Regions from separate parts of the Homo sapiens genome. Here region 1 is linked to region 2. A link is a contact called in ENCODE Hi-C or POLR2A ChIA-PET data. All regions are on one chromosome and are shown on one strand. Each heading gives the region's core, a stretch centred on a gene start or an enhancer-like site at or near the end of the contact. The rest is flanking DNA. Distances are from core to core; before and after follow the strand shown.

Region 1 (4,659 bases), core at 544-3,043, 55 kb after region 2:
ATAAATAATAATCCTTTATGTCTATAATCCCTGCTGTTTGATATTTAATTACCCACTTGTATATAAAAGACATATAGATAATACATTTATATCATAAATATATTAACATGTACACACTTTTAAGGTTTGGACTAATATTCAAACTGCCCTCTAGAAAGTCTGGCTGTATGATGCACTGTCCCACCAACAGCTGCACTGTTGTCAACACAGTACCATAAAATTTCACATTTTTAGCCAGTCTTAATTTGTTCTTCGATTTTCATTACAAAATTCTTAAGGGCAATAGTTGTTTTCTTTTGTTTTTACATCCCCCACAATGCCAAAACAGTGTCAGACATAAAGAAATATTTTAAATGAATTCTAACCTTATCTTTAAAAAGCATATTTATTTCAGCCTTAGGTGGAGAGGGAGGTCTGCTATAGAGGTGCTGTGGGATTCAGGAAAAAAAATAACAACCCTGTAATTCTGTATTTTAACAAGAGAAAGGAGCTAATCATAATTTAGTCTCATTCTGACCAATTAAAATAATATATTGTATGAAATGAAAGAATATTTATCTCAAGGTTTGAATCTTCATATATTACTATATATCTACTTCCAAATTCAAAGAGGGAGCCATCAAAGACCATTGTAGACTGGAATTGGATATTTCTTTATCGGAATAATTACCACTAAGAGAATAAAAATAAACACACTTCTGATAAATTCTCATTGCCTGGTGGAAAGGCTAAATGCAATTCTAGCCTGGGGTCAAATTTTTGCTTATAAAGTTATTTTTCTGTGCTAAACTGAAAAAAAAAAAAAGAAACAAAAGGGATTGTCTGATATTCATACTCTAATATTCAATACAGGCCCAATCATGCAAGATACGTTTAAATCTTTAACACCTAAGGAAGATGAATTAAGCTTTAATGTAGTATTTAAGAAAAAAGCAGGTGTCACTAATGAGGTATAACAGTTAGACTTTCCATCTTCCTTGACAAGGTCAGTTGCCAAAATCATTTTGTTTCATCATGTTATAACAGATTTTTAGCGCACATATCAAAACTCTGACCTAACAAATGGTATGCAAAAGGACAAAAATGGCATTTACTCTTATAAATTTGCAAATATTTTGTGCTTAATGGTACTGTCATAATAGGATTTACAATTAGAAAATCTCAATGAGGTATTTTAAAATCTAATTTAAAACATATAAGCAACAAAGTTAAAAATGCTTCAACAATTATGTTGGTTCGGGTACCCAGTTCAAATTGAGTAATTTCTGAACATTATATAACTTAGGTGAGTTTGCTTTTTAAGAAATCAAGACTAAAATGTTACAATTTATGAAATAAATGCTGAATTATGAAAGGGATGCAAAAAAGTACTTTTCTACATTGTTTAAACACAATCCTTTATGATTCTAATGATAATTTTCCATAATAACTGAATAAAAGAATAAGTTGAATCTGAAGTATGCATGAGCATACAAATGGGAGAATGATTTCTGTATGAGCTCAATGTAATTATACAACCTAGGCTTGATTTCTAAAGACAATTGAGGCTCCTTTTCTTTTTAGCTATAAACAACTTGCTGTATGATATGTAATGCAAAACCGTATTTTGGGAGATTTCAAACATTTATAATCCACAGGAAAAATACTCAACACTCCTACACTATTTTTTCAAGCCCACAATAGTGCAGTCTTTCAGCTATAAAGCCAGAAGCCAGTTATAAAACCAGTACTTTTCCACTAGAGTTACTTGTGGGGCGGGGAAGGGGACGTTCAGCACTGCAAACGTTAGGGTCTAAAATAAGATCATTGCAAGGAGTTACTACAACACTTGCACTGCCAGCACTGTCATGGCAACAATGAACTAGCTAGGAGAATGCTCTTTTAACTTTCAAAGCTAATCTTGAGTCTATTGCTCATGGAAATATACCAAATTTTCTTTTAGGTAGTGCATTAAATAAATCATCTTACTAGGAATCTCTTAATATAAAAATAAGCCTTTTATACACCATATTTCCAGGATCTCAGTCCATAGAATCCTTGCGATCAGGCAACTTTTATAATGACAACATAATGAAAATTATACACCACAGTGAAACATGAAGATTCAGTAGGGTTCAAATCAGTTTCAACATGGGTCAAGGTTTAAATAAGAACTTGATATGCAACTTAATAACATCTGAGAATGTGGTTTCCCCTAGAAAAGTTTTAAGTTTTACCTTGAAGGAAAACAATTTGGGAAAGAAAGTAATATATTTTTACTGTTAGGAATCTTAACGTTAAATTTTTATTCAGATAATGAGGTATAATGTTGGAAAGCACAGACTCTTGAGTCTCACAGCCTGGGTTTTAAACCTGACTCCTCCTCTTACAGACTGAGCATCCCTAATCCAAAAATCCCAAATCCCAAATGCTCCAAAGTCTGAAACATTTTGAGAACTGACACGACACCCCAAGTAGAAAAATTCCACACACAAGTACTTAATACAGACTATTTCATGCACAAAATTATTCCAAGTATTGCATAAAAATTACCTTCAGATTATGTGATAAGGTATATATAAAACAGATATATTTTGTGTTTAGATTTGGGTTACATCCCGAAGATATCTCATTATACATATGCAAATATTCCAAAATCCAAAAAAAAAAAATCTGAAATCTGAAACACTTCTCGTCCCAAGCATTTTGTTCTGTTTTGAAACAAGGCCTCCCTCTGTTGCCCAGGCTGGAGTGCAGTGGTGCAATCTTGACTTACTGCAGCCTTGACCTCCTGGGCTCAAGCAATCCTCCTACTTTACCTCCCAAGGAACTGGGACCACAGGCATGCATCACCATGCCCAGCTAATGTTTGTATTTTTTGTAGAGATGAGGTCTCACTATGTTGCCCAAGCAGGTGTTGAACTCTGGGCTCAAGCAATCCAACAAAACCCTGGGATCACAGGTGTGAGTCATGGTGCCCAGCCTGGTCTTAAGCATTTTGGATAAGACATATTCAACTTGCATTAGCTATGATAACTTGGGCAAGTTTTTAACCCATCTGGGCCTTGTTTTTTCTTGACAGATAAAATGGGAATAAAAATATCTACTCATACAATGTTGGGAAGGTTGAATGAATTATTACATGAAAAGGGCTAAGGGTTAGGTGTGGCATACAGAATGCCTTTTCTTCTTGTTTTCAAAAGCATACAGACTGCTAATGGCTCTTTAAGACAACTTGATTCCAATCCCATGGCACATTTTAAAGCAGACAGGAAAGTCTGGTGCCACCTCTGCCCCTCCCCTCCCATCCACCCCAATTCACAGAAGATAAACTAGGCAGGCATTGGGAGCTCAGCAGGAGCCCCAAAGACACCTGCCAGATATTACCAAGCAAATTCAACCTTGCTTAGTTCCTTTCTTCTAAATTATATCAGGCTGTCTGATACAGAAAGCACTGTTTTGAAGACTTTCTGCTTAGTATGTCAAGCTCCCATTGGGGGAAGCACAGTAGAAACACTGATAGGGCAGCTCTAATGTCCTCATTAAACCGTCAAGGAAAGAAACTTCTGTAGTAGATAACTTGCTTGGAGTACTAGACATGAATCAACCAGGAGCAGAGTATTCGGTTGCTTACTGGCAATACCGGCATACAAACAATCACTTGCTTTCCTATATTATGTGTCCCTGAAGACACGTTGAAATTTAAATGTTTATAAGTGAAATAAGAGACTAACTCAGTGTAAGGGAAATCCAGTTCCCAGAGAGCTAAAACAATATTTATAAAATCCTTGTAGTTCCTAGAGGCACTATTTCCCCTAGGACCAATGAACCTTTAAAGTAGCTTAAAACTTTCTCAGTTGGCTGGAGACTTGGGGGCTCTAAGGGCATATAGTGCTAGAGGGCTCAACTTCCTATCTCCTCCCCTAGAGGAAGGAGGCAGAATAGAATACTAAGTACTCACATTCACTGAGTGCTTACTGGGTTCCAGTAAGCATTGCTCATAACTCTGTAAGGGAACTGAGGCTTAAGGAGGTTATGTAACTTGCCCAGTCACACAGTTTGGCAGAGCAGGACTTAAACCCGGTCTGACTAACTTCACAGCCCATGGTCTTGACCATTATCCTCCAATGCTGTCCAGGTACTGAAGCACAAACTTTGGCCATGGGTCTCTCCATGTGCACTTGATCACCTGGATGATCCATGCAGCTGCCTCTCTGCAACCTCTCCCTGCTGGTGCCATGCTGGCATACCAGAATGATGCTGGACTCCAATGAAGGGCTGGTTGCTCCAGATCTGCTGTCACTTTGGGCAACTACTAACACTTACACTGGGGCAGTGGTACCCTATGACACGATGTATTAAAATGGAATTTAATGTACAAAAGGCAATTAGGGATTTTCAATACATGTGGATAAAGTGCGGGATGTATGAAAGTCAATCACGTAAAAATCAAGCGTATCCATTTCTAAACTAATGGCAGTTTCAAGTTTGACTCATTAGATGGAAGATCTAGATCAAATGCATCATTATCATCACCATCACAATCATCACCAATATTTGTTGTGCACTTACTATGTGTTAGGTTTACTTCTACATGCTTTACACGTTCAAATAATTCTCAAACCCACTGTATGAAGTATTATTATTATTTTACAGATAAGTAAACAAAGGTTCAAAGAG
Region 2 (4,588 bases), core at 691-3,190:
TATCCCTCTCCAGCAAATCTGAACTGGTTCCCCATTGAGACAAAATAAAAATGTTCTATAACATCTCTCAATATATCTTCTCCCTAATTACTGCCCTCCTCATACATGTTAATCCTATCCCAACTTTCTTGATTCCATTTATCTACTTATGGTTCCCCTTTGAAACTTTATACATTTCTCCCTGACACTTGAAAACATTCTTCTCTCAGAGTTTCATTAAGGACACATTATCATAACTTCCTTCAAAAGTCTTCTCAAATTTCATCTTCTGAACAAAAGTTTGTAAATGTTATCATGCTGAATAAGGAAAATCTTCTACCACTTGACAGTTTACCATGCTAACAGTGACTGTTAACCTCCAAAATATGATCCACTATGTTTTTTTGATACTTTTATAAATAATGTTAGTGGATGTGCCTATGTTGTGTTCAGTTTTAAGGCACAACCACAGAGTATTTATGAGTCCCTTTTGGTCTATGTTAAGAGTACATTCTGTCCCAGGTGCAAGGATTTGGGGAAGTATGTTTGGGGACATATGTTTATCTTACTTTGAAATTACAACTACTGGCACATCACATACAAATAGGTACTTAAACTGCATTTTCATTATGTTACAGGCTTTGCACATAGAATACTAAAGAGAAAGCAACAGGTTTGGATCTAACAAAATAAAATGAGTAAAATTACCATTTGGCATAAACAAAATGTAACATTTTATGTAAAAGGAAAAATATAAAAACATAAATGAAGACTTACATTGTCAAATAATCATTATTAAAGTCACTTTCATATATTTAAAGCATAAGAGAATATTGTAGATTGTTCTTAGTGGCTAAATATGTTACTGCCTACTCAAAGAATGAGTGATTTTTTTTTCTGTAGAATGAAATTCAATGATCACACACACACACCCTTAAAATGTTTTCCCACACATTTGAAAATCAGTAATTTTTGCCAAAATAGATGTTGACTATTGATATAGCAACATTTCATTATATCTCAATTGACTTTTTAAAAAACAATCTCATGAATCTAGAACAAATTAAAAAAAAGATGTAAAATAGATGTCACAAAATTTACATACCATAGCATATGTACTGTATTCAGTGGAAAACCCTTCACCTGCCTCTCTTAGAGACAATTTACTTTTACTTGGTACAAAATTATAACAAGCTTCTTTATCTAGTTTCTAAGTCCATAGTAACTTATTAGGGCATAGGGACTACCATTAAACTGATAGCAGAGAAAAAAGGAATAGTGAAGCACTTAATCACAAAGGAAGAATCAGAAAAATTCTATAAAGCAGAAATAAGAACTTGGATAGCACAGTAGCAGGAAGCCATTTTCTATAAGGGTAATGGTCCTATAAGCCTTAAAAAGCCCTGACAGCACCGCCCTCTCCCAGATTAGGTTAAAAACTGACCTCGATATTAGTGCTTCTTACTCATGTTGGACAAAATACCTAAAAATATTTCTACAGATGCTTCTCAACTTACAATGGGGTTATGACTCAATAAGTTGAAAATATCATAAGTAAAAAATGCATTTAATACACCAAATCTTCTACATTATAGTCTAGCCTAGACTACCATAAATGTGCTCAGAATGCTGACATTAGCCTACAGTTGGGCAAAATCATCTGGCAACATGGTAGAGTATTGGTTGTCTGTCTTTGTGATTATGTGGCTGAGAACTGTCACTTGCTGCCACTGCCCAGCATTGTGAGTATCGTACTACTTTCCACAGCATTTTTCTACTGAATGTGTGTTGCTTACACACCTTAGTAAAGTCAAACAATTGTTAAGTGGAACTATCACAAATTGGAGACCTGTGTGTAAGAAATATTGTTTAAAATGGCCGAACTGGCAAAGTAACAGAAATCCTCAGAAACCAAAACCCACCGACAGGAGGAGTCTAGGGAGACAGTGAGCACTAAGGCTGGCAGCTGTGGATCCCCAGGGACCTAGAGCAGCAGCACAGAAAACAGAAGGCAAATCCTAGGACTTGGGAAATTGGGAGGTAGATCAGAGACCCCATCATAAAGCCAAAACCCAAGGGGCTAAACGCTCAAAGCATGAACAAGGAAAAACACCCCATTTACAAAAGAAGACAGAAGATTTGCCTGTTTTAAGGTTTATTCTTGGTGGAAGGGGTAAAATCTCCCCTGAATATTCATAAACACAAGGTGGATCACACATAAGGAGGTGGGGGATGAATTCCCTTATTACCTACCTGCTCTTAAAAGCAAGGTAAATATTTAGTATAAAGTGGGCTGGTTATGTCCCCCAGGTTCCAGTTAGAAATAAATAGAGATTTTCTCTGAAGGAGATACAATTCCAATGAATATAAGCTTACAATAATAAAAAGTACTATGCAAAAAGATGCCATTAGTGAGGACTACAGGAAACAATAATCACCTAAGACTGCAAAGTCAGATGCAGTCTGACTGCCAGAAATCATCTGCAAAGACTTTGGATACTAGATACAGAAGGCCAGTTCAATATGCTTTTTAAAACTTTAAAGGAAATAGAAAGTATGGGTGAGAAACAGGAAACTATCAAAAAATAACTAGACAGATTTGAAAATGAATGAAATAGTTTTTATAATAATTAAAACTTAAAATTCAATAAACAGCATACTCAGTATAGCTGAAAATTATTAGTAAACTAGAAAGTAAATCTGAAGAGTCCAGAATATAGCACATACAGCAAAGAAATGAAATTTATGAGAGAGAAAATAAAAGACATGTTAAGATGAAATAGAAGGTCTAATACATATATAATTGGAAGGAGAAAACAGAAAGAATAGGACAAAGGTAATATTCTAAGACACGATGGTTAAGGATTATCCAGAACAGATTAAAGACACCAATACTCTTTTTTTTTTTCAGGAAGCACAATGAATCTCATGCAGAATAACTTAAAAAAATTATACCTTGGCCTACAGTAAAACTGAAAAATTTCAAGGAAAGAGATCTTAAAGTCCATGAAAGGGAAAAGTCAGATTACCTACAAAGGGAAAACTAAGCTGACAGCCTAATTTTAAAGAATGGAAGCCAGAGGATCAAAATATTGAGAGAAAATATCATTGTTGAACTGTATTTAACACATGAAACTATCTTTCATAAAGTGAAAGAAACACATTTTAAGAGACAAAAACTAAGAATCTACCACCAACAGATCCTCAACTGAAGGAGTGTCAGTTCAGGAAGAAGCAAAATGATCTCAGAAGGAAGTGTGAAAAAGACCAAAGAACAGTCAACAAAGAAAAAGTTCTTTGTATTTAAGATTTTCATTTTATGGGTAAAATTCTCACCTACCCAGAATAGTACATTCTGTACGAATTCTGAATAGCTTTGTGTGAACATATGCTTTAATTTCCCTTGGCTTGGAGTGGAATGGCTAAATCATATAATAGGTGTAGGTTTAACTTTTTTTTTTGAGATGGAGTCTCGCTCTGTCGCCAGGCTGGAGTGCAGTGGCGCAATCTCGGCTCACTGCAACCTTCTCCGCCTCCCAGTTTCGGTTCAAGCGATTCTCCTGCCTCAGCCTCCCGAGTAGCTAGGACTACAGGCGTGCGCCACCATGCCCAACTAATTTTTGTATTTTTAGTAGCGACGGGGTTTCACCATGTTGGCCAGGATGGTCTCGATCTCTTGACCTCATGATCCGCCCGCCTCAGCCTCCCAAAGTGCTGGGATTGCAGGCGTGAGCCACTGCGCCCGGCCAGGTTTAACTTCTTAAGTAACTGCCAAACTGTTTTCCAAAGTAGTTGTACCATTTTATATTATCACCCATCAGTGTATAAGACATCTTCTGCCAGGCCTGGTGGCTCACACCTGTAATCCCAGCACTTCAGGAGCCCAGGATGGATCACTTGAGGCCTGGAGGTCAAGACCAGCCTGGCCAACACAGTGAAACCCTGTCTCTACTAAAAATACTAAAATTAGCTGGACATGGCACCACATACCTATAATCCCAACTACTCAGGAGGCTGAGGCACGAGAATCGCTTGAATCTGGGAGGTGTAGGTTGCAGTGGGCTGAGATTGCATCACTGCATTCCAGCCTCAGTGACAGAGAAAGATTCTGTCTAAAAAACAATAAAATACATCTTGGCTGGGGGTGGTGGCTCACGCCTGTAATCCCAGCACTTTGGGTGGCCGAGGTGGGCAGATTGCCTGAGGTCAGGAGTTCGAGACCAGTCTGGCCAACATGGTGAAACCCCGTCTCTACTAAAAATATAAAAAAAATTTAGCCAGACTTGGTGGCATGTGCCTGTAATCCCAGCTACTTAGGAGGCTGAGGCAGGAGAATTGCTTGAACCAGGGAGGTGGAGGCTGCAGTGAGCTGAGATCGCGCCACTGCACTCCAGCCTGGGCGACAGAGGGAGACTCTGTCTCAAAAAAAAAAAAAAAAAAAAAAAAAAGAGACATCTTCACCAATGCTCAGCATTGTCAATTTAAAACATTTTAGTCAATCTAATGGGTGTAGTGCAGTTGTTCTTAACAAGTGATTTTTTTCTCCCATGGGACATTTGATAATGTCTGCGTATATTTTCAATTTTCACAACTGGTGAGGAGCAGGTTG

The links. Hi-C counts contacts between places; a loop is a spot of excess contacts on that map. ChIA-PET counts read pairs that join two places held with the same protein, here RNA polymerase II (POLR2A). Pooled maps may share reads with other maps.
Region 1: a loop to region 2 is called in a map of tibial artery, with 2.1 times the contacts of the local background. The contact joins two enhancer-like sites. A Hi-C loop is called at or near these places in 13 of 168 maps with a recorded cell type or tissue (CD14-positive monocyte, ascending aorta, dorsolateral prefrontal cortex and 9 more) and 4 of 50 pooled maps. POLR2A ChIA-PET finds 5 or more read pairs at or near these places in 13 of 52 experiments (CD4-positive, alpha-beta T cell, CD4-positive, alpha-beta memory T cell, CD8-positive, alpha-beta T cell and 9 more).

What each region holds. Positions count from the first base shown.
Region 1 is chr6:109,078,403-109,083,061 of GRCh38, forward strand. The region is part of intron 1 of SESN1 (sestrin 1); the gene reads right to left. Among named protein-coding and RNA genes, the nearest start is that of SESN1, 14 kb to the right of the region's middle. Within about 2 kb of position 1,794, at least 12 of the 41 ENCODE cell types and tissues checked have a DNase peak (open chromatin) inside an H3K27ac peak, as active enhancers do; they include gastrocnemius medialis, where a contact is called at or near this core.
Region 2 is chr6:109,023,076-109,027,663 of GRCh38, forward strand. The region is part of intron 1 of SESN1 (sestrin 1); the gene reads right to left. It also overlaps a transcript of ARMC2 not described here. Among named protein-coding and RNA genes, the nearest start is that of SESN1, 69 kb to the right of the region's middle. Within about 2 kb of position 1,941, at least 2 of the 41 ENCODE cell types and tissues checked have a DNase peak (open chromatin) inside an H3K27ac peak, as active enhancers do; they include gastrocnemius medialis, where a contact is called at or near this core.